2 separate regions of the Homo sapiens genome follow, and region 2 is linked to region 1. Evidence: chromatin loops called from intact Hi-C (ENCODE). Cell type or tissue: PC-3. All regions are shown on one strand. Each heading gives the region's core, and the rest is flanking DNA. Links, peaks and the distances in the headings are about the cores only.

Region 1 (12,486 bases), core at 2,148-10,147:
TGAGTCAATGAAGAGGTGCCCTATGACTTGATTCCTGAATCATCTGGCAAAATCAGCCAGCCATGTGGTGATGAGGGCAGAAAGTTCCAGGCACAGAAAGGGAGAGGAAAAGCCCAGGAGTGAGAATGAGCATGGTGTGTTCTACGAATCAAAGAAGACTTTCATAGCTGGAGTGTTATAAAAGGGTTAGAATGAATCTGATTGAGATTGAGAAGGGGAAAAGGGCCAGTTCACCTGGTGACTGCAGCCCAAGGGCAAGACATTGTACTTCAGTCTAAGCAAAATGACAAGCCGTTGGAAGGTTTTAGGTGAAGGAGCAATATTTCCTCATTTGTTTTTAAAAGGGTACCTATTGGGTGTTGAAGATATCGTGGAGTGTATATGAGTAAGCATGGAAGCAGGGATGTGAGTTAGAAAACTACTGCATTAGTCCAGGCAAGAATGAGGTTAACTTGCACTAGGGAGGAAGCTAAAAGACAAAGAGGATTCTTTCAGGACATATTTTGAAGGTAGAGCTAAGAAAACTCAATAAGCTATGGATGAAGTGAAGTATCATGAAAGTGGAGGAAATCCAGCCTGGCCAACATGGTGAAACCCCGTCTCTACTAAAAATACAAAAAAAAAAAATTATCTGGGCGTGGTGGTGCGCACCTGTAATCCCAGCTACTTGGGAGGCTGAGGCAGGAGAAATGCTTGAACCCAGGAGGCAGAGATTGCAGTAAGCCAAGATCGTGCCACTGCACTCCAGCCTGGGCAACGGAGTGAGATTCTGTCTCAAAAAAAAAAAAAAAAAAAAAAAAAAAAAAGAAAGAAAAAGAAAGAAAGAAAGAAAATGGAGGAAACAAGGATAACTTCTAATTTTGGAGGTTGAAGGAAGTTAGTGGATGGTGGTGCTGTTAAATATGTATTAAAAATATGTACTGAGGCTAAAGATATGTAACTTACGTGGGCTATTTTGCCAGGCATCTGGTCAGTACTTATGTTCAGAACAGCACCAAGCAGAGATAAACAGAATCAAAAGCCATGACAACATTGCTTGAAAACTTTAATCTGGCTATGTCTAAAGCCAGAGACGTGCTGCACTTGCTAGTTATGTGAGTCAGTAAACCACCTTTTTGCTTAAGCTACTTTGAGTTGAGATTTGATCAGTTGCAAACAAAAATTGTAGACGAAAATATTGCCTCATTGAATTTGGAAGGGAAAGACAATTAACATTTGAATTCCTTGAAGCTGCCAAGAGTAATACATTCCAGTCTCAATTAAAGTTAAAATAACTTTATGTTTAAGGTTGAGAGATCCGGGGCTCAGAGATAAGAGACTTGCCTGAAGTTGCATACTTTTTCAGTAGAGTTATGATTTGACCGCTGATGTATCTGACTTCAAAGACCATGCAATTTATATTACGCCATTCAGTAAGAAAACATAGAAACTAGATTTAAAAATAATAAAATATACTTTTTTGATTTCTCTATTTCTTTTAGTTTCTTCTAGAGTTCCAAAACTGAGAGAGAATAAAGATGATTATTGAAGCATCAGAGAAATAGTTGAATCTCCAAGAAGTTTCTTTAGTAGATGTAATGTAGTGTATGAACTGTTAAGCAATCAATCATGGGTGGATTTCAAACCTGCTAAAGTGGAATATTTCTAGCCTAATTGTCCATAGGCTAAGGCTGGAAAACGTTGTCTTTTTTTCCCCTTGCTCAGGGAGACCAGATTTCATATGTATGCAGGAAATGTGGAGCCAAGCTAACCATTCATTTCCATATTTCCAAGCAGGCTGGGTGAGATTGACGAGGAAGGGCAAGTTGGGGATATAAAATCACCATCACAGATTCATGCTGGGAAAACTCTTCTCGAGAGCTGTACAGAGACAGGAATACAAGAGGGGGTTCTTCCTAGGTGGAGAGAGGTGATAATTAAACATAATTTGTAGAAGAAAATTAATAGTGATGGACTTGAATCCTTTATAGCAAATGTAAATTTCAAAGCAATTTTGTGTTGAGAAGTAAAAAGCTGTAATATATGTCTGAGTGGTATATGCTGACAGTAAATGGTCCTCTTGTGTGGTGAGTTATTAAAGACTTTCATCTCGTGGTTTTCGATAATGAAAAGGGAGGCAGTTTGGGTACATTTTCTGAGATATGTCCCTTACGTTGATTTAGCTTGTATGATCAGTAGGTTATCTCAACAGCTGTATGGAAAAGGTTAAATTTGCTAAAGAGGTAAAAGACGAAAATGTGAGAAGCATGCTACTTTAGAACCATGTATTATTTCCTCTCTGATACTAACAAACTATGTCTAGGGGTGACTCATTTAATCTTTCTGAGGCTTCGTCTCCACACCTTGTCCAAATATCTTGTCCATGGCTTTTTCCAACTCCAATTATCTCTGATTCCTTTCTTTGATAAAAATATCTTCTTGAGAATGAGCTTTTCTTCCCCTCTTTAAGGAGCTATCCCTGAAGAAATCTCAGGGACATTTTGCTTAGGTAATTTTCTCTCTGTTTGAGAAATTTTCTTCCTTATATTTGAAATGGATTCAAGAATCGGCTCCAGGACTAGATCTCCTTCATTGAACAAGGTACACAGATAGTGAAGGATTAAAGCCATACTGCAAAGCCTGTTGCTCAAGCATTCACAAAGGCCTGCAGAAGGAATTTGTCTAGGTCAAATAGGTCACAATAGAAATACCAGGTCACAATAGAAATAACTATTGGCTTGGGAAGTTCTTGAATGTTCCGGCTGTGAGTATTAGACCACAAGGAAATGAGAGGTAGGACTCTGAAATAAGGAAGTGGTCATATTTTTTGATAGTTTACTATATATATTAAACATCAGAGGGGTTAAAAATGGGGACTTCATGTTAATAGATTTTATGGACCTTAATAATTAATGCATGTTCTAGAGCAGAGATAAACAGAGTCATCTTAAATTAGTATGATATACTTGTCAAAACTAGTTAATTAATACTGATTTGTTATTGTTAACTAAAGTCTACACTTCATTTGGATTTAATCAGTTTTTACCTAATGTTCTTTTTCTGTTCCAAGATTCCACATGTAAAGAAACTTACATTTGGTCATCGTGACTCTTTAGAGCCCTCTTGACTGTAACAATGCTTATATTCCTTATTTTTTATGACCTTGACACTTTAGAAGAATATTAGTTAGTTATTGGGTAGGATGTTTCTTAATTTGAGTTTGTCTGATATTTTTTCTCATGTTTAGACTGTAATTCTGGGATCTCTGAAGACCATAGAGTTGTAACATGTCATTTTTATCACATTATATCAGTGTACATACTGTCAATATGACATATCACTGATGATATTGATCACTTGATCACATGGCTGAGGTAGTGTTTGTCAGGTCTCTCCACCGTACAGTTGCCCTTCCCCTCTCCCCTCCCTGCCGGTGTTCTATACTATTCTATTTGGAAGAAAGCCATGAGCAACCCACATTAAGGAAATGAGGAGTTATGCTTCACCTTCTTGAGGAGAAAGTAACTACATACATTGTTTGAAATTCCGTATGGCAGAATTATCTATTCTCATTTATTTATAAATTTATTTAATAAATTGTTTATATCAATAAGTGTGTGTGTATATATATGTATATATATGTATATATGTATGTATATATGTATATATGTATATATGTGTATATATGTATATATGTGTATATATATACACACATATATATAGTGCTTTGGGTTATATTTCAATACATTTTATTTATTTTGTTGTTCATAATGTTCCAGCCTTGGCCATTGGGAGCTCTGACTGCTGGCTTCCATGTGTTCTGACATAACCCCATTGTTTTATTTTATTTTTAGTCCTTCCTTACTTTCTGACATTATAAGATGCTCTAGGATCATCTTGTATATTCTTTGCTCTAGCCTCATAATCTGCCATTTCCTCCAGGAGCCCTGGTTTCTTTTATCAGAGAATGGTATTTGAAACCAAAGTTTGGGTGCTAGGCATGCTCTTTGCTAAGGAGTGTCATTGATTCTAGGCCCTTTCAGTGGGATGAGGTTGGAAATATATGTATATACTAACTGTGTAGACAGACATATCTATAATTATTTTTACATTAATCCACCTGTATCTAAGTTAATCTAAAGATAAGTTTACACTGATATTTTCAACTCCAGTTCAGTATTCTATGATTCATTCTAGCTTTCCTTGTCTGTAACCTCCAAATCCGACAGTGAGAAACCTGGCTCCCAGGAGCTGTCATCCATTTACTTATTTATTCAATCTCATCATGCATGCATAGTGTGTTGAATTGTCAATCTGTACTCTTACGAGAAATAACTTTACCAACTGGAGTATGGTGCTTATAGACAGTTTCTCTTGACTTTAGTCTTATAATTTCCATACATTTTCAAAACTACTTAGGTCAGTACTTCTTTTCCTCTTACTTGGTAAGGTATGTCATATATTTATAATACATTTGGACTCATTTGACACAGTCTGGGCTCAATCTTGGGATCTCCACACCTCCTAATTGATTTCTTAACATTTGCATTTATAGAACATACAGTAAGGTTCGCTTTTGGTACCGTAATGTTTCATGAGTTTTTACAGATTCATAGTGCCATATATCCATCACAACAGTATCATGGAGAATAGTTTCATCATCCTAAGAAATCTTATGTGCTTCACATATTCCGTTCTACCCACCTACCCTGCAGGTCTCTAGCAACCACTGATCTGTTTTCTGTCTCTCTACTTTTGCTTTTTCCAGAATACTATGTAAGTGGAATCATATAGTATGTGTTGTTTTTAGTCTGGTTCTTTTACTCAGCCATACACATTTAAGATTCATCCATGTATTTGCTTGGATTGACAATTCATTCCTTTATATACCACTGAGTGGTGTTCCATTATAAAGATATATTATATTTTATATTACATATATTACACTAACCATTCACTTTTTGAGGGACATCTTTGTTGCTTCCAGTTTTAGTAATTCTGAATACAGTTCCTATAAGCATCTGTGGGCTGGGTTTTGTGTGGACATAAATTTTCAGATAAGCTGGATAAATACATACAAAAACAATTGATGGATTATATAGCAAGACTGTGTTTAGCTTTGTAAAAAAAAAGAGTCATGCTGAAAGAATTAAAAGCAATAACTTGAAGAAAAATTCATACACCAGTATTAATAGCAGTAGCCCCAAAGTGGAAACAACCACAGTGTCCATTAGCAGATGAATAAAAAAATGTGGTATTAATATATCCATTCAATGGAATATTATCTAGTCTTAAAAAGGGAGGACATTCTTACACATTCTACAACATGGATGAAATCTGAAGATATTATGCTAAGTAAAATAAGCCAGTCACAAAAGAACAAATACTATATGATTCCAATGATTCCACTTACATGAGGTACCTAGAGGAGTGAAATTCATAGAAACAGAAAATAGAACTGTGGTTGCCAGTGGCTGGAGGAAGAAAGGAATGGCCTGTTACTGCTTCATGGGTACAGAATATTATTTTGAAAAGATGAAAAAGTTCTGGAGGTGGATGGTGGTGATGGTTGCACAATAATGTGGATGCTCTTAATGCCACTAAACTGCACACTTAAACACAGTAAAAATGGTAAGTTTTATGTTATGTAGATTTTACCACAATTGAAAAATACCTCGTCTAAACAATAAAAATCGAAAAACTGCCAAGTTGTCCTCCAGAGTGGATGTACTATTTTGTGCTCCTACCAGCCATGAATGAGGGTTCCTGTTGCTCTACGTCCTCACCACATTTGATATTGTGAGTTTGTTGTTGTTTTAGCTATCCTAGTAGGTGTGTAGCGATATTGCATTGTGGTTTTAATTTGCATTTTTCTAATAACCTATGATGTTGATAATTATTTCATGTGCTTGTTTTCCATGTGTACATCCCCACTGGTGATGTGTTTGATAGATATTTTGCTCATTTTTCAGTTAGGCTGTTTTCTTCTTGCTGAGTTTTAAGATTTCTTTGTATATTCTTGATACGAGTCCTTTGTCAGATACTTGATTTGCAAATATTTCCTCTCAGTTTGTGGCTTTTCTTTTAAGTCTGGTAACAGTGTATTTCAGAGTAGAATTTTTCATTTCAGTAACATACAACTTATGTATTTTCTCTTTCATGGATCATGCTTTCGGTTTTGTATCTAGCAAGTCATCACTAAACCAGCATTAGATTTTCTTCTAGAAGTTTAAGTTTTGCATTTTACATTTAGTTCTGTATTCATTTGGAGTTAATTTTTCTGTAAGTTGTGAGGTCTGTGTATACACACACACACTTATGGCATATGGATGCCCAATTGTTCCAGCACCATTTGTTGAAAAGACTATCCTTTCCCCATCAAATTGTTTTTGCATCTTTGTCAAAAATAAGTTGACTATATTTATGTGGTATCTTTATCCTTTTCGATTGGTCTGTGTGTCTATTTTACCAACACCATGCTGTCTCTAATGGAAGTGTAAGGCATAGTATGTTTTGAAATTGAGTAATGTGAACCCTCCAACTTTTTTCTTCTGCATTTTCCATATTGTGTGGCTGTTTAGGTTTTTGCTTTTTGTATGAGTTTTAGAATCAGTTAACAAAAAAAAGCTAGCTGGGATTTTGATTGGCGTTGAGTTGATTCTATAGATCAAGATGAGAAGAACAGACATTTTAACAATTATGATTATTCCAATGCATGAACATAGGATGTCTTTCAATTTATTTAGATCTCTTAAAAATGTCTTTTATCAGTGCTTGTAGTGTTCTGCATATGGATCCTGAACATATTTTTTTGATTAATATCTAAGTATTTCATTTTTTGTGATATTGTAAATGTTATTTGTAAAATTTTAAATTTCAATTGTTCATTTGCAGATACAAAGGAAAGCACCTTATTTTTCTATGTTGAACTTGTATCCTGTGACCTTGCTTCTCATTAATTAGTTCCAAGAGGTTTTTTCATTGTTGTTTGTGTTTTTTTTTTTTCTGTAGAATCTTTAGGGTTTTCTACATAGACATCATGTCATCTGTGAATTTCTTCATTTCCAATATGTATGACTTTTCTACTGTTGCCTTATTTTATGCTCTAGGATTTCCATTGTAATGTTGGAAAAAATGTAGAGAGAAAGGATATCCTTGCTATGTTTGCAAAACTATGGAGAAAGCATTCAGTTTCTTTAGCTACAAGGTTTATATATATATATATATCTTTTACCAGGTTAAGGAAGTTCTCTTTATTCTAGCTTTTTTTGGTAAATAATAAATTAATGTTAAATTTGTTAAATTTGATGTATTTCTCCGTGTATCGATATGAAAATGTTATTTTTCTTATTCAGTCTGTTAGCATAGTGAATTACATTGATTGGTGATGTTGAACCAGCCTTGACTTCCTGAACTGAATTCCGCTTGGTAGTGGTGTATTATTCTTTTTATGTATGTCTCAAGTTAATTGATGAGCATTTTGGTAAAAAATCTTTTTGTCTCATTTATGAGATACATTCACTTATAGTTTTCCTTCTTATTATGTCTTTATCTGATTGTTATATTAGGGTTGTACTGGCTTGATAAAATGAGTTGGGAAGTGTTCTTTCTTCTTTTATTTTCTTAAAGAGGTTGTGGAGAAATTGTATAATTTATTTCTTAAATATTTGGTGGAATTCACCAGTAAAACTACCTGGAACTAGTGGTTTATTTTTGGAAGGTTGTAAACTATGAACTCAATTTTGTTACTATTTATGGTACTAGTCAGATGATCTGTTTCATGACAGTTAATGTCATTTGAGACATTGGTCTATTTCATCCATATAAAATTAGTGGGCATAGGGTTGTTCACAGTATTTCCTTGTTATCCTTTTAATGTCGTTGGGAGCAGGAGTAATGACCCCTTTCTCACTCCTGACACTGGTAATTTGAATCTTCTTTCTCTTTTTCAGGTTTAGCCTGTCTAGAGACTTACCAATTTTTAATGATCTTTTCAAATAAGCACTTTTTGGTTTTGTTTTCTCTGTTGTTTTTCTGGTTTAACTTTTGTTGATTTCTGCTCCCATTTTTTAAAATAATTTCCCTTCTTCTGCTTGTTTAATTTGTTCTTCTTCCTATAGTTTTCTTAGTTGAGTGACTCTAAATCGTTCTCTTTTTTAATAAGTGTATTTAAAGCTATAAGTTTCCCTCTAACCACTGCTTTTGCTACTTCCCATACATTTTGATAAGTTGTATTTTTACTTAAGTATTTTAAAATTTCTTTTGATATTTCTTTTTGACCCATTATTTAGAAGAATGTTGCTTAACCTCCAAATATTTGGGCATTTACCAGCTATCTTTTTGTTATTGATTTCTAGTTTAATTTTGCTGTAGTCTGAGAGCATATTTTGTATGATTTACATTATTTTTTTAAATGTATGGCATACTTTATGGCCCAGTATATTATCTATCTTCATGGATATTCCATGTGTCCTTGAGAAGAATATGCATCCTGCTGTCCTTTGATGGGGTATTCTATGCAATGCCAACTTGATCAAACTGATAGTGCTGTTCATGTCACATATCTTTACTGATTTCAGCCTGCTTGATCTGTCAATTACTGGTAGAGATGTATTGACGTCTCCAAATATAATAGGAGATTTGTCCATTTCTCCATTCTTTCTATTAGTTGTTGTCCCATGTATTTTGAAGCTCTGTTGTCAGGTACACACAGGATTATAAGTGTTAGGATTTCTTGGAGAACTGACCTAACTATCTTTATGTAATGTCCCTGTTTCTCTTTGAAATATTTTCCTGTTTTGAAGTATGATTTGTCTGAAATTAATATAGATACTCTAGCTTTCTTTTGATCCTTTTCCATCTCTTTACTTGTAGCTAAAATCTTTGTATTTAAAGCAGGTTTCTTCTAGACAGTGTATAATTATGCTTCTTTCTCTGATATGACATCTCTGATCTTTAACTGTGGTATTTAGACCATTTACATTTAAAGTGATTATTTATACAGTTGTATTAAAATTTACCATCTTTGTAACTGTTTCCTAAGTATTATGTTTGTCCTTTGTTTCTTTTTATCCCGTTTCTCTATCTTCTCTGGCTTTAAGTGAGCATTTTATAATTCTCTTTCATCTCCTCTCTTACTGCATCATTTATACTTACTTTGAAAATGCTCTTAGCCACTGCTTTAGGGCTTATTTTATATGTGCGTATAATTATATATATTATTTTACATATAAATATATATTAAAATAAAATAAAATACACTATTATATATAATATAAACATACTATTATATATAGAAATGTATATTCATATACACATAAAATAATCTAAGCCCACTTTCAAATAACACTGTACTACTTCAAATATAGTATAGAGACCATATAACAGAGTATTCCCAATTTCTCCAACATCTTTTATAAACTTTTACTAATATATTTCACTTATTCATATGCTATGATAACCTAATGTATTTTTACTATTATAGCTCTGATAACACAGTTTTCTTTTAGATGAATTAGGAGTAATAAAATACAATATTCTATTTTTAGCTTCATTTATTTCTTTTCTGACACTCTTTCTTGATGTAGTTGCAAATTTCTGGCCTGTGTAATTTTCCATCTGTCTGAAGAACTCGTTTCAATATCTTTTTGTAGTGCTATTCTGCTGGCAATAAATTTCCTGTTTTTGTTTGTCTGAGAAAGTCTTTATCTCCTTTACTTTTGAAGAATAATTTTGCTGAATGTAGAAGTCTATGTTGACAGTTTGTTTTTTTCTTTCAACACTTTAAATATTCCACTGCACTCTCTTCTTGCTTCCATGGATTCTGACGAGAAGTCTGCTTTGTTCTTATCCTTGTTCCTATATAGGGAAGGTTTTTCTCCCACCTCTGATTTGTGTCCAGATTTTCTCACTATCTTTGGTTTTCTACGGTTGTGTTTTCTTGCTTGGTATTCTCTGAGCCTCTGGACACTGTGGTTGAGTATCTGTCATCAATTTCAGTAACATCTCAGCCATTATTAATTAAAACATTTCTTCTTCTGCCCCACTCTCTCTTTGCTTTCTGCTGTTTCAGTTATGCATATCTCCCCACAGTTCTTGAATATTATGTTCAAGTTCTGTTTATTTTTTTCTATTTGTGTTTTAGTTTGAGAAGTTGTTATTGACCAATCTTCAATTTCACTAATTTCTTCTTTGGTTGTATTGAGTGCTCTTATGGAGTCCATTGAAGGCATTCTATTTCTATCACTGTGCTTTTGATTTTTAATTTTTTTTCTTTCTTATAGTTTAACCTGTCTTATGAAATTACCCATTTGATCTCACATGTTGTTGATTTTTTCACTAGAACCCTTAACATATAGCCACATCAAATTCCTTATCTGTGAATTTCTACTTCTGTGTCATATCTGAATGTGACTGTGATGATTGCTTCTGGCTTTTCTTGAAAAACGAGACTGGCTTTTCTTGACTTAGGCTATGGCTTATAATTTTTGGTTAAAAGTCAATATGTTGTATCAGTAATGGCTACTCAGGTAAGTAGGTTTTTTTGGGGGGGATTTATGTTAATCTGGCTCTAAGATGGGCTGTGTGTCATGTTTGTTGTAGCTTTAGGGACCATTTCTTTTTTGTAGTGCCATTTCTTTTTTGTTTCCTCTCTTGGCTTTGAGGCTTCTGTTAACACTTCTCTTGAGAGGAGTCTATATCTTACAGATTTTCAGCTATAATCCTGTCATATTTTGGTTTGTTGGTGTGGTGAGTTGGGAGGGGAGGAAGGGAAGTCTCCATCTTTCAGTGGAGTTCTGTCTCGGAGTGCAGCCTTCACAAATGTTTTCCTCCTTTCCCCCAGGAATGTAGGTCTCCCACCTTGCCTGGCTACCAAGTTCCCAATAATATATTGAAAAATAAATAAATAAATATTTGAAGCTCTGCCCTCTGTTAATTTTTTTTTCTTTTTGTTGTTGTTCTCCTTTTTGTGTGTTACCTTAGGTAAAACATAAGACTAGAAAAGACTTCAGTGGGAAGGAAATCCATTGCCCTAGTTTCAGTAAGTTTTAACTGCTGTTCTACGGCAAAATATTTCTTCTTGGAGAATAAGCCTTTGTTACAGGGAAGGAAATGGGAGGGTTACACTTTCTGCTTTTCCCTTCCCCTTGTCAGAGACACAGGAGATTTTTTTTTTGGTTTTTTTTTTTTTTTTGGATCCTCACCGTGAAAACCTGGGGGGGGGTTCCTGGATGGAAAACTGGAGAAAGTGTGGGGGTTCTCCTTTGATTGCAGCCCCCAGGAATCTCTCATGATCAAGCTACTTAGCACTCAGCCTACAGCAATTTGTCGAAATTACTAGAAAAAGTAGTGGTTCTACAACCTTTGGCTTCCACTGGCTTCTGCTTCAGGTAAGTAAATCTCTAGTGCTGCATCTCTCTGGGTCACTTTTACCAGATTTTGGAGTAGCAGTATACCCTGTGGCCTCAGGTATCTGATGGGTTCAAGAAGAGTTGTTTATTTTCAGTTTGCCTAGCTTTTTATTGTAATGACAGGAGTGATGACTTCCAAGCTTCTTCCTTATCACAGCTAAAATGGGAAAAGCAACGTCTATATGGAAAAAATTAGATGTGCTCCACTTCAAACTTAGAGACGTGCACACTTTGCACAAATAGAAATATAAATTGAACAATTAAATTGTGTAAGATATAAGCAACACTTTAAAAACCAAAAATACATAATACAGGTTTTCTGTACTCACCAAAAGATGAAGAGAAACTTGAAAAGTGGAATTGGTGGAGGAGACATGCAAGGGGGAGACTCTTGAGAAAGTGCATTCATTATTTTGCCCCTCTTTCTTATTTAACACTTTGTAGCTTCACTCAAACTCTTTTTATTTTATTTTATTTTATTTTAGATTCAGGAGATACATATGCATGTTTGTTACATGAGTATATTGTATACTGGTGGGGACTGGGCTTGTAGCGTACCCATTACCCAAATGGTAAGCATTGTACCCAATAGGTTATTTTTCAACCCTCAGCTAGCTTCCACCCTGTCCATTTTTGGAGTCTCTAGTGTCCATTATTTCCATCTTTATGTCCATGTGTACCCATTGTTTAGCTCTCACTTATAAGTGAGAACATGTGGTACTTGGGCTTTTGTTTCTGAGTTAGTTCACTTAGGATAATGGCCTCCAGCTCCATCCATGTTGCTGCAAAGGACATGATTTCACTCTTTTTTTATAAGTACATAGTATTCCATGGTGTATATGTAAAACACTTTCTTTATCTAGTCAATTGTTGATGGATACTTAGGTTGGTCTCATGACTTTGCTATTCTGAATACTGCTGCAATGAACATATGGGTGCAGGTGTCTTTTTAATATAATGATATATATTTGTTTGGGTGGATACTCAGTAGTGAGATTGCTGGGTTGAATGGTAGTTCTATTTTTAGTTCTTCGAGAAATTTTCATAATGTTTTGCACAGAGGTTGAACTAATTGACCTTCACACCAACAGTGTCT
Region 2 (12,486 bases), core at 2,381-10,380, 200 kb after region 1:
ATTAGACTAATAAATTCTGTTCCCACAGTGCAGGAAAAAAATTTCATTATCTTACTTCTGATTATCAAATCAGAAGTTTTGAGAAAGTCTGGATGCTAAGTTACCAACTTAAAATGAGCTAGTTCTATTCATATCTTGAGATAAAACCATAATTTAATAATGTCTAAGAAGAGTTTATAAATAATATTATGCTTCCTTTAGATTTCTCCTTAAATCTTGCTTTGTGTATATCTTATCAGTAAAATGGTGTAAAAGAGTTATAATAAAGAATTTACATGTTTGATTAATTTTTAATTGAGTGAAAAGAGCTTCTGCTTCTACAAATATAATCTCTGATCTATATTACTTATAGTGTCCACAACCAATTCCACACAGCCTGCTGGTTGCATGGGAAATAATTGGAAAAGCAACCCTGTAAAGCTTACACTGCATTTCAAATCCATCCAATGTCATGTTGCATATCATCTAGTCATTCTACTTCTTGACATTCATTTTCTTTCCTGTTTCAATCTTAACCCATTTTCATTGTCTCACGCTTCCTCATTGTACATTGTTCTGGAATGGAATGAAGTATTTGTTTGCCTGATTTAGGTTAAAGAAAGGAGCAGAAAACTTTCCATTGAAAACTCATTTGATAAAAGAGACTCATCTTGCTCAATATGCAACAATATGTTTGTAAACACAGCCTAATAGACCTCTGTGAATTAGAACCATTCTTTCATTCATTCATAAAATGATTATTTATTGAGGGCCTGCTATATGTCAAGGCACCCTCAAGGCACCCCTTTGTTTGAATAATAAATGAAAAAGCAAATAAATATCTAATATGTGAAGCAGTGGTAAGTGCAACAGAGAAAAACAAAGCAAAGTAAGTAGAGTGTGATAAGTGGGTGGGTGGTCCAAGAAGGCCTCTCTAGTGAGGTTGCGTTTGAGCAAAAATCTGAATGAATTGAAGTGGCACTTCATGGGGTTGTCTAGGGGAAGAACATTACAGTCAGAGGGAACAGCAAGGGCAAAGTCCTAGAGCCACAATGTGCTCCTTGTAGTCCAGTGTGACTGGAGTGGAGAGCAGTGAGGGGTGGTGTGGGCATTTATTTCTGTTTCACTCTCACAGCTATTGGGTCACTGATTCCCTGATTTCTCTAAAACCAATTATGTAGGGCCATAAAGGGTCTTGAAAGGACTCTAACTTTTACTCCAAGTGAGATGGGAAACCGCTGATGGGAAATGGGTAGTAGAACCACAGGATGTGACTGAGCATTTTTAGGGGATCACACTGGCTTTCCTGCAAAGAATAGGCTGTACAAAGTTAAGAGTACAATCAGGAGACTTGGTAGGGAGGTGGACGTAATCAATAATCCAGGTTAAGAAATGTTGGTGTCTCGGGTCAAGATGCTAACTGCAGATATGGTTGGATTATGGCTACATTTGGAATTAACTTCCCACCATCATTTCTAGCGCCTTAATTCATGTAGTTCTTTAGTGCAATTTCTAACTTAATATCTATCCCAGCATATAATAATTTTTGTATATATATTAGTCTACTCCAGACAGAAATTTGTCAAAAAGCAGGACATCCTCTTATTATCCCCTTGTATTTGTAACTTTCTAGCATACTAAGGGTACCCAATGAATATTTGTGAAATGAGTGCATGGATACGCATCCTTACAGATACAAATTAGCATTGTTTTTTAAAAAGCTTCAAAACCTAAGAGGGCCATGTAAACCATATAAACCAAGAATTACTTGGAAAATATTTCTAAAGAAGTGACCCAACAGTGTGGTGGGAGCAAATCAGAAGTAATGGCAAATGTTAGAGTTTTTAAATATTTATAGCCAATTTGTATTCTTAAGAGTATTTCATCTATTTATATTACTGATCTGCATGAAGTAAACAGATGCTTCCAGTAGCACATACTTCTACAACTAGTTGTTTCTTGACCAACACATTTTAGTAAAATGACAGTTTTAGTGCTTGTTTTAATGATGATATTGCAAAATAATTATAGTAACCATTATTTATGTGTTTATGAGTGTGTGCATTTGTGTATCATGAATGAACTAGAGCAAAGAAGCCCATAATATTGTCCACTAAAGTGGTCCATAGGCCAAACTAGCCAAAATGGAATTGTAAATTCCATTTTAATATTTGATAAACCAATACCCTATATCTATATTATATACACAAATGTTTATAAGTATAAATCTGCAAGATTTATCTAATAAATTAGAGTTGCGATCCTAATTTTTTCAGCTAAATGTAATTTTCCAAGCAATGGTTAAACCTAACTTAACAAAATATCTACACCGAAATATGACCCTTTTCTGGTGATAGTAACCTTCATTATCATCATTTATTCTAGACCTTCAAGGAATGTGTTGACCATTAAGTCCCAATATTTTTATACTCTATTGTGATCCTCTGAAAATGGATCATTCTGAGTGAGCACACCAAATGAAGTTTTTTAAAAGAGGAGGGGAGGTAAGTGTTCTAACTGGAGGCATTTGGACATTTATTGTGTTTGAGAATGTAGCCAATGTGGCTACAGAATATGAATGTTGTGCTATAGCCCTGTAGAAAACAGAGTTATTTTGGGGAAGACAACCTTTCTATGTAAATAAGGAAATATGGCTATTGTGTATGAATGTAAAAATATAGGGGAATATGGACAGTCTATAAATGAAACCTGGTTTCATACAGTAACTTTTGGAGATAACTCATGTAATCTGTTTTTCTTTGAGCATCAAAGATCTCTCTTAATTAAAACAAAATTGCTCTAAGTGACCCTCTGAACAATGATCCTGTGTTTAAAAGGCCAAGAAGGGTAAAAACAAAAACATCATGACACTGTCACACCACAGCCTGAGCACTTTATGACTGATGTCATAAAATGTAGATCAGCAATTCATAGGAAAGGAGGACACAAAGTAGATATTAATTAATCAGGTATGAAATAGATGCATTTTTCTATGTAACATGGTAATGGGATAATTACTGACCTATTTTGGAGTCCATGCAAAACTTAGAAAACGTATGTCAGTAATAGGAATTCTCTACTCAGATCCTAAACTCTCTCATACACATTCTCTCTCTCTCTCTCTCTTTGTCTAATAACCCAAGTAATTAGTTAAAAATTTTAGAAGACTTCGTAGCTGTCATTGTTATTATTCTAATTAAGTTATATTTTGCCCCCAAACGCTGTTTCTATCATAAGCACAGCCTGAAAAACTGAATGTGGGGTGGAAGTCAGAGTACATTTTTTCATAAAAGATTACTTTAAATAGTAATAACATAAAAATTAAAACACCATACTCTACCTGGGTGTTAAATTTTATTTCTATCTCGCTTCAAGGGAAATTTCTTTTATAGTAGCACTTAATTATTATGATTTAGACTATGATTTATTAAATTTAGCCTTTGTAAATAAATAATATACATTAGTTCTTACCTACTTTGATACTCTGTAACTAGAATAGCCTAAATATTGTGCTTAAGCCCACTGGCAGGACTTTTTCCCTCTCATCACAAACACCTAAATTGGAAAGTTCCTGTCTAAAGGAAATTATCCCAGAGTTTTAAAATTCATTCCTATTTATAACATTGAGAGAACTATTCCAATACAAAGAAGGAAAAGTTGACTTAAAGTAATTGATGTGACAAAATATAAACATTATTTCTAGAATATTCTGCATGTTAATCCAGGTAATCCACTTGAACTAAGATGTTATTCACACTTCCTATGAGCTAAGTTCTCATTCGCTGCCTGCATGCCAATAACAGTTAAATCCTATTGCCAGCATCTTCTGCCCCATATACAGGCACTCGTCTTTTTCTTTAAATATTTTTGTTTTTTTTATGTTATCTTGTCAAGGTGTCCATCTACCTCTGAACTTGATGAATATACGAAGACTTCCCATGACCACAGAACTATTTTCTCTTTCATATGACTGCCCAGATCATAAGTTTACCTTGTATTTTTTAGCCACTCCAGAGCTGAGGCACTTGCCTTAGGATGCTGAGTTTGTAGAATATTAGGTACCAGCCACAGTCATCTCTGTCCATATGCAGCCACCACGATCATTTGTTCCCACAGTGCTCCATGAACCATCTTTTCCACACTGTTTCATTGTGTTGGGCAGAAAATCTTGTAAAACATTAAATTGGTGGACACTCATTTACATGAAAGATGACTCAATTTTGAGGATAAAATATCCCTAAACATCACTGTAGTGCTGAATATCAGCAAACCTTTTAACTGGCAGAAAACTATCTTTTCCCTTTCCTTCTCAACTTACTCCTATCCATGAAGATGCCACATTTTAATTCTGCTGCATTCTGTCTCTTGGCATAATCCCATTTATTGCCATTTATATCATTCCTACTATAGCAACTCTCCCCCATACACATTCCATACTTAGAATTTCCCCTACTGTTTCTTAGCAAAATTCCCTTGTCCCAGGTTGGTTGTTCTCTGGGCCACATTCCAAGATACTCTAGAAGAATTAGCATGTGCTTATATGATAATATGCACAAATAACACAATTTATGACCTATCCCAACCACAAAGTGACAAATTAACACTTAGCATTATAATTACCCAAAGGATGGGAACTCCCAATGCTGGGAAATTTCAGGTAGACTTGTAGGAAGACAATATTTTGAACAGTGGTTGTGGCTTTCAATGTTCTTTGGGTCATTTGAGGGGTTGCTGATGCATTAGAAGAAGTAATACACAACACTGTACCACAAGCCGATGGTCCAGTTGTCATATAAACAGGTAATCAACATTCTTTGTGCTTCTCTGGTGTCATTTTCCTTTCCAGGTCTTACTCATAACAGTCAGTTTCCTGCATGGTATTTGAACAACTTAGAGAGAATCGAGTAATGGTAGCGCCCTTCTTCAGTGAAGGTTTCTTCCTGGAAACAGAACCGGAAGAAGCAAGTGGTCAAAGGTCACATTGGATCAGCTACAATGATGGACAGCAGGGAAGAGTCTCAATGGGTACTATTGTGTCCACGCTGGGCATTACCTGTGTTGCAGCCACACAGACCTGATTTAGGCTGCCCTTGCAAGTAGCAAGTACTAAACACCATTATTGTTTTGATGAAAAGGGTCCTGTGGATTGTTTTTGGTCTGCATGTTAACAAAGAAAAGAAGAAAGACAGCCAGGTTATTTCTTGAAAACAGCAAGAAAGACATTTTTCCCTTGAAAATGTACAAGATACATCTCCGCTGGAAACACACACATGCACACACACACACACACACACACAAACAAATGAAAAATCCTTTCATCCAGAATCTGTGGTTTGCTTTCTTTTATTCCTTAGTATACATGAGTATGTGAAAACACACAACACTCAGACATGCAGCCTGATCAAGTGATAATCTCTTATAATGTGCTTCTATTTAAAGCAACAAACAGATGGAGGGTTTATGAGTGAGGCTGGTAAAAGTAAAAGCAAATGACTGCAATAGTTGTACTTTTAATAGGATTCCCCACAATCCAAGACATTATTCCCTGAGGAACAAATTGTTCTTTAAAATTATGTTACTTAGGAAAGAGACAGTCGTCCTGACATTGCTGAGGCAACAGAGAGCTGCAGGACAGCCTTGAATTGCCGAGGTCTCTCCACTCAAGTCAGTGTCCTAGGGGAGGAAAGACAGTGATGTCAGGCACCACAATCCCCAAAGAACAAGCTCAGTGGAATAGGATAAAAGGAAGAAAGACCAAAGGGTAAAGGGGGTACAAAACATGTCTGGGCCCTGATTGAATTTATTACTTTCTACTTCTCAACTTTGAAAAACAAGGTTTGGGAAATTCCTACAGATTTAGGATAAACATGCAACATGGGTTCTACCTCTGCCAATTCAGACCAAAGTCTAGCTCTAGCACAGCAAATTTTGGTTAACACACAGTGGAACTGTAACCAACCCAGCACTTCATTATCACTATCCCTGCTTAAGAGAAACAAAGCTGACTATAATTCTATCAATAAGATGAATATACCTTAGTGATGGCCTTTAGGTAATTTATAATTAAAGCTAATCTTAATTAAAGTTATTACACCATTCTGGAAGAAAATAAACAACCCAAAGAGAGGGAAACAATGTGGTCAATAACTCACTCCAAAAATATGTTTTGCCTCCAAAGCTCACATTGAGGGAGACATTCCTGCGCATGATACAAATGGTTCTGACATTAAAAAAAGTAAACAAGTAAGAAAAATAAAGATGGAAAAATTCTGTGGTCAGTTCACAAGTGCTTTTTTATTGTTTGAGGCAGGGTTAAAGCCTTTTATAAAGACAAGGATATATGTGTGGCTAGATTGGATATGACATCTGACTCGTCTAGCTGCCCTTGCACAGAATTCTGGCTGCCCATATTATGCCAGGGAGAAAACATGTGTTGATGCTTCTAAACAATGACCCAGGGTGGGACCAAATGCAGATAATTTAAAGCATTTTTCCAGTGCTGTTTTGTAGATCAAACAGAGAAAAGGTACTCAAATCCAGTTACTAATGGATTTGAGAGATAAATGCAAACATTCAACATTCTCCAATTTTTCATGGTTTTGAGGATTTTAATGTTAACTTGTCTAAAGAACTGATTAACAAAGGTTGTGTAATCTCAAACAGGGACTCCTGCCAGCCTCAATACATGTCATTCAAGGCCTGTGTTGACTCAGTGGGCCAGAGGCTATGTAAACGGGCTAGAGCTGAGAAAGTAGGTTCTCCTTGGGCAGCTTAGGGATTCTGAGTCCCCATAGTTTTACAATAGCAGCTCCTAGTCCCTCAGTATCTATAACTTGGAGGGATTCTCTTTCAGGTTTTGCTGTCATCAAACTGACCTAATACTGGGAGGACAATGAACACTTGGTCTAAATGGAAGAAGCAGAAAAATAAACACTATCGTGTCAAGAACAATCAATCAACCTTTTGAACATCTTCTAGAGTGATTTGACTGGTGCACCAGCAAGTTAGATAAACTTTGAGTCACCCAACTAGCAATGATCACACTTATGTTCCTTGTGACATTAGTGCTAGTGCACAGCCAAGCATACAGGAAGACAGAGCACTGTCTCACAACCTGTGGATTTGATTTCTGAGAGGTCATGACAAAGATGCAAAATCCAAAAGGTTTGTGCCTTCTATAAAAACTCTTTGGTCTGGTGGGTGTTTTCAACAGTCTTAATTTTGTTTTTTAACCTCCTGACCCTTCACTCTATCTTTCATCACCTCACTCCCTTTAAATAGCACCCAAAGGAGCAAGCCAGCCCCACGCACAAGTATGGCCACAGGCATCACTGGAAGTGTGTACGGTTAAAAATAAATTAATAAATAAGAGTCCCTGGTGCAACCAAACCCTCATGCTGAGAAAGATGCCTTATGCCTTACACTGCATCATATTCAGGGCAAGAAGTGGATTTAGAGTTGAATGAAACAAGATAAAAGTCCACGCTTTTGTAGTCAGGGATTTAGGGAAAGCTATTTACGCCAATAAAGGGATTGTAGCAACATGAAGCCAGCCATAAATGTATGACCTGGCTGGGAAGTTATACCTTGTTCTCCGAAAAACTGCAAACTGAAATGCACCACCTGTCATAAAATCGATGCTAAAGGAAGGTGGAGGGGAAGAGACGGGAGCTATGTATATGCAGAATACAGGACGTTAAGATTTAAAAGGAGTGAGGGAGAATGGCCATCCCCTAAACTGTGACTATTTCACTAAAAATAAGCCCACAGCACGATGGTATCAGAGGGATTTCAATTCAATAGGCGAGCTGAGGACAGTCTTTCTCACTTGACTGCAGCCACTGAGCATGTCCAGGGAGGCCCCAGGTGTGACCTCTGCTCCCCTGTGAGCAGTGGCAGGACCAGGCAATCTATCATGGTGTTCATGCTGTCAGCCCTGTTGCTTTGCCACCGCTGTCTGTCACCCTGGTGGATGAGACCTGCTTAAGGGCAATCATGTCAATCTCTATGTGACCACTCAGTCTAAGGCAGAAGGATCATCTTGACAGGCCTGGCAAAGTCAGCGGAAGGTACCAAAAGCTGAAGTCATAGCTTTTCCCAAAGAGAGGCAATGTGGGCTATTGTTTTTTCTTTAGCGTTTTCTTTATTTTTGATTTCCCTTTTGATTTTATTTTCATGAAATGGGTGAAGGTATACAGAAGTTGGCTTCAGAGCTGGTCATCTCGGATAAACCTGTTGCCCTCTGAGTTTTTCCCATAGTAAACGTAGCGACACTTCCCCAGGACACCTGCAAATAAAAAGACACACATCATTACAGGTGGCACACTTAGCATAGCAGGGAAACACAGGTGCTGAAAAGCAGACATGCAAGATAATCATAGATCCAATGGGCAGCAGAAAGTGGATGAAGCTCCAGAAGGGAAGAACTCTCCCTTTTTGTCCTCACAGACAAGAAGATTCTGTCAACCTCAGAGTTGACATTGAAATAAAATGTCACTACAAGTATAGGCTCCTAGGAATATCACTTTCTGCATGACTTCTCTTCCACATGCTAGGTACTTTTCTAATTTGGCCAATTACTCCCCAGAATGTAGCCTCTCCTCACGCCAGTTTCCCTTAGTAGAGTTTCAAAGAATGGAAAATTAAGAGTTTAAAGATGAACCCAGCCCAAGTAAAAGATGTAGAACAATCTTCCCAGAATGTGACTATTTTGATACCCTTTATCATGAAGCAATGTTGTTGACTTCCAGAGAGAATATTCCAAATTCTGGCAGGCACCAGGCATTGAGCACATATGGGATGATTAAGGAAGAGAGGTGGTGTTGACAAAATACCATATGAATGGCCGGGCGTGGTGGCTCACGCCTGTAATCCCAGCACTTTGGGAGGCCGAGGCAGGTGGATCACAAGGTCAGGAGATCGAGACCATCTTGTCTAACATGATGAAACTCCGTCTCTACTAAAAATATTAAAAAAATTAGCTGGGCGTGGTGGCAGGTGCCTGTAGTCCCAGCTACTCGGGAGGCTGAGGCAGGAGAATGGCGTGAACCCGGGAGGTGGAGCTTGCAGTGAGCCGAGATCGCGCCAGTGCACTCCAGCCTGGGCGACAGGGAGAGACACCGTCTCAAAAAAACAAAAAAACAAAAACAAAAAAAAACACCACATGGACAGGAACAAGAGCCTCCCATTAAATGGCTTCTTACAGGAATCCTGAACTCTCTTTCTCTGGTCAGAATGCATTTGATTTCCATTTTCAGTTTTACTTTAAGTAACTCTGTGGCTCCGTATAAGGCTCTCCTCTCATTCAAGGAGATTGTAGGAGACTTAACAATGAAAAATGCCCCTACAATAGGGTTGAACTTTTTAATCAACTCATTATTTATTCTAAATGCCCATAAGAAATCACTTCCATAGTTATTATGAAAGCTCTGTAGGATTATCAAGGAAAAATCTGTTTTGTTTTTGCCACCTGCATTTTTATTTTCTTCTATTTTTAGAAAAACCTATTTTAAATTCAGTTGGACAGAGTTGTCTTAGCGCTAATCGGACTTGAGTCTCTGAACTGTACACAACTAGAAAAAAACAAAGAAAGGAAATGTCCATAAGACAGTCATTCAATAGCCACAAATCTGCCTGTGAAAATAGCTACCTAGGGACATGATGATTTTTTTTTCCATCAGTGTGATAGTGTGAAACCAACAAGCCCATTTTTTTTTTTTTTTTTTTTTTGGTTAATTTGTGATAAATTAGCACTTGAAATTAACCAGGTTCTTCACATCAGAAGTTCTAAGTAGTAAATATTTTTGCAACTGTAAAAGAGATGTTTCTCCACTACAAAACTTCAAACCTTATTCTTACATAAGGATCAAAATGACTTTTAGAAACTTTTAAGGACAGAGCAGATGCTCCCTGGTTTGGATGGCTTGGAACAAAGCTAGAAATTGCTGGGGTCAAATAGTCTATCAGAGTTGGCAATGGAGAGAGGGTGACATTGTTCCACGGCCTCAAAGCTGGCCTTGGGCTCACTCTCATTAGTTTTACTTCCTGCCATGTTCCCATGAGTAAGTTTACTGTGGCTCATTCCTCCTCCTTGGTCATGCTTTCTCCTTGGCCCCTAATCCCCAATTTCTGGTTTTCAGTATTGGTCTGGTGCCTGGAAACTTTGAGCTTGGATGGAACCTCACTGAGACCCTTCTTGGGACCTAAATTATTCTTTTAGTTGTTGGCATTGAGCTGTTTCCTTTATCGTGCTGAATTATGTAGCCATCAGCATTGTACTAATATTGTCACCCATGCCAGGATCCTGCTGGTCTGTGGGCTTGGCTGATCAGGCTCTGCTCCAGGAATAGCATCCACTACAGGCCTGGGTGGGAGTGCCTCAGTTCTGCCAGGTATCCACAGAGGGCTTCCTTAAACATAATTGATTCAAATAAACCCTGAAGAATGTGGAAGCATGGGGCCAAAGGATGCTAATTTATTTCTATGGCACTAGGATAACATGAATTTTAATAAAAAGGAACAGATAGGTCTGTCGGATGTCATAAAGAACACAATCTTTCTCTTAAGCAAAAGGATGAAAGGCAAACACACACACACACCACACACACACACACACACACACACACCACCCACCATGAGTGCCCTCTCTCCAGTAAACTCTCCAGTACATTCACGGATTCAACTGCTTTTTTTTTCTTCCCTTTCTCCAGGGTAAACTTCGACTCCAGATCTCACTTACATGCAACTTGAATGGCAAGTGCCGCCCTAGAAACAGGCTGGATGCTCCTGGAACGTGGGCTGGGATGTGTTCTGTGCCACATTCCCGAGCCTTCTTTCTGGCTGGCATTGATAAAAGTCCTTTTTAAGGCCTACCCTGTTTCTTTGGGCCTGGAAGCAAGAATGTTTATAGACATCCTGGTGAGAGAAGGCTGTTTGATGAATGCAGGAGACTGCGGCTAGGTGTCAGCACTTGGAAAATGAGGCAAGGACATGAGGTATTAATATTGTCAATGATCTCTTGACAGGAAAACAGATACTGCATTCACTGTCAGATTTAAATAGACATCAAGTGCATTAACGACAAAAGGGCAGACTTCAAACAAAGGGGCTGTGTGGTGAAGAGCCGAGCTAGTCTCTGTGCTGGCAACAGCCTGATCTGAAAAGACACCATCAGGGTTGCAGACAGGCCCAGGATTGTGTGCGGTGACAGAAAACAGAGATACTGACAGAGATACCAGCGCCATATTATGCCAAGGATATTCTAACGCTGCCTGCGGCTCTAACGAAAGCTGACATCACTCCCCATCACTTGGGGTCGTCTCTGCCTGCCCCTGCAGAACATCTCTCCCCAGACATCATTACAAAACTCACTGTGGCTGCAAAGGTCCTGGCAGTTCTGTTCTGCTGGAGTGGTGGGGTCAAGGGGCCTAAGGATAACCTCAGTCAATCTAAATTTGGAATTTGCAGGAGGAGCACGCCCGACCCCACTGATATCTTGGCTACTTGAGGTGATCAGAAGGCCATTGTGTGAGGAGCTGTCACCTTGAATAAACTCCCAGAAAGGACGGCACTCAGTCTGTGGGCTGCTCCAGGAAGGCGTGGGGACGGCCTGGCAGTTGAAAATGAGATCCAGCTGCTGGTGCTCGCCCGGGGAGAAAGGTGCTCTGGCTAGCAATGCTAAGAATCGGCTGAAATTGTCAAACTCAAACCATCTCCAGCAGCTGAAATTAAGCGAGAATTGCCTCTGTGAGTCTCCTCCCAGAGCTCAGAGTTGGGATGTGATTACCCCCAATATGTGACTTTTGTGTTCAAAAATAAATAAATAAAATTAACCAGGAAAAGCAAACATGCACGAAACAGCACAGTCCCATGTGTGGCCACAGGCCTTTATTTATCATGAAGGTTATTTGTAAAATATGAGGCTCTGCTCGTAAATTAAGTGAGGTGGCATTGTGTTTCTCTCTCCCTCGTCCTCCCCACAGCCCTTCTTCTCCCGCCATGGCAACTGCCATCAACTGTGAAAATTACGGAGGGAACAGTTTGCTTGCAAAGAACATTTTGATGGGGAGGCACTCCGAGGCTGGAATTTGGGAACCCGCTGGTTTGTGACTCAGTAGGCAATGGTTTCTCTACACATCTGCAACGGATTCATTTGTTTCTATCTCTTCAAACTACAACTTCTTGGGACTGGAGGGGGAACAACACATTTAATGGCATATGCAGTGTTTTTAATTAAAAGATCTGGCTTTGGCCATAGTAAGTAAAGCAGGCTTGCCCTGTGTCAGGCTGACGTGCAGCTGTCTGTGTGGGGTTTCTTTTCGAAAGACCCTGAAAAATGACAGGGCAACATCCCCTGGGGAATTCTCTCCTGCCAAATGAGACTCCTAATTTTTCTTAAGTAGCCAGCTTTCCCATCACCATAAGCTGTTAAAGCTATAATTATGAAAAAAAAGTATCAGGAAGAATCTGTTTTAAAGAGGCCCTTTATCTTTTCCATGTTTTTCCCCT

What was found. Hi-C counts contacts between places; a loop is a spot of excess contacts. Peaks named below come from ENCODE experiments on the same cell type or tissue, not always from the same donor. Only the 100,000 strongest peaks of a DNase experiment are listed, where the experiment ranks them.
Region 2: it touches region 1 in a loop (2.0-fold over the local background); 1 of 110 quality-filtered maps calls a loop at or near these places.

Annotation. Positions count from the first base shown.
Region 1 is chr10:76,748,412-76,760,897 of GRCh38, reverse strand. No RefSeq gene overlaps it. Among named protein-coding and RNA genes, the nearest start is that of KCNMA1-AS1, 130 kb to the left of the region's middle. In PC-3, for the core only: no CTCF peak of the experiment used is centred there; no DNase peak of the experiment used is centred there; H3K27me3 peaks cover 6,648 bases.
Region 2 is chr10:76,552,989-76,565,474 of GRCh38, reverse strand. LRMDA (leucine rich melanocyte differentiation associated) reads right to left here. Exons shown (of 7, transcript NM_001305581.2): 7 at 5,307-8,266. The coding sequence ends at 8,187. Among named protein-coding and RNA genes, the nearest start is that of KCNMA1-AS1, 330 kb to the left of the region's middle. In PC-3, for the core only: no CTCF peak of the experiment used is centred there; DNase peaks (open chromatin) are centred at 6,354 and 6,684; H3K27me3 peaks cover 459 bases.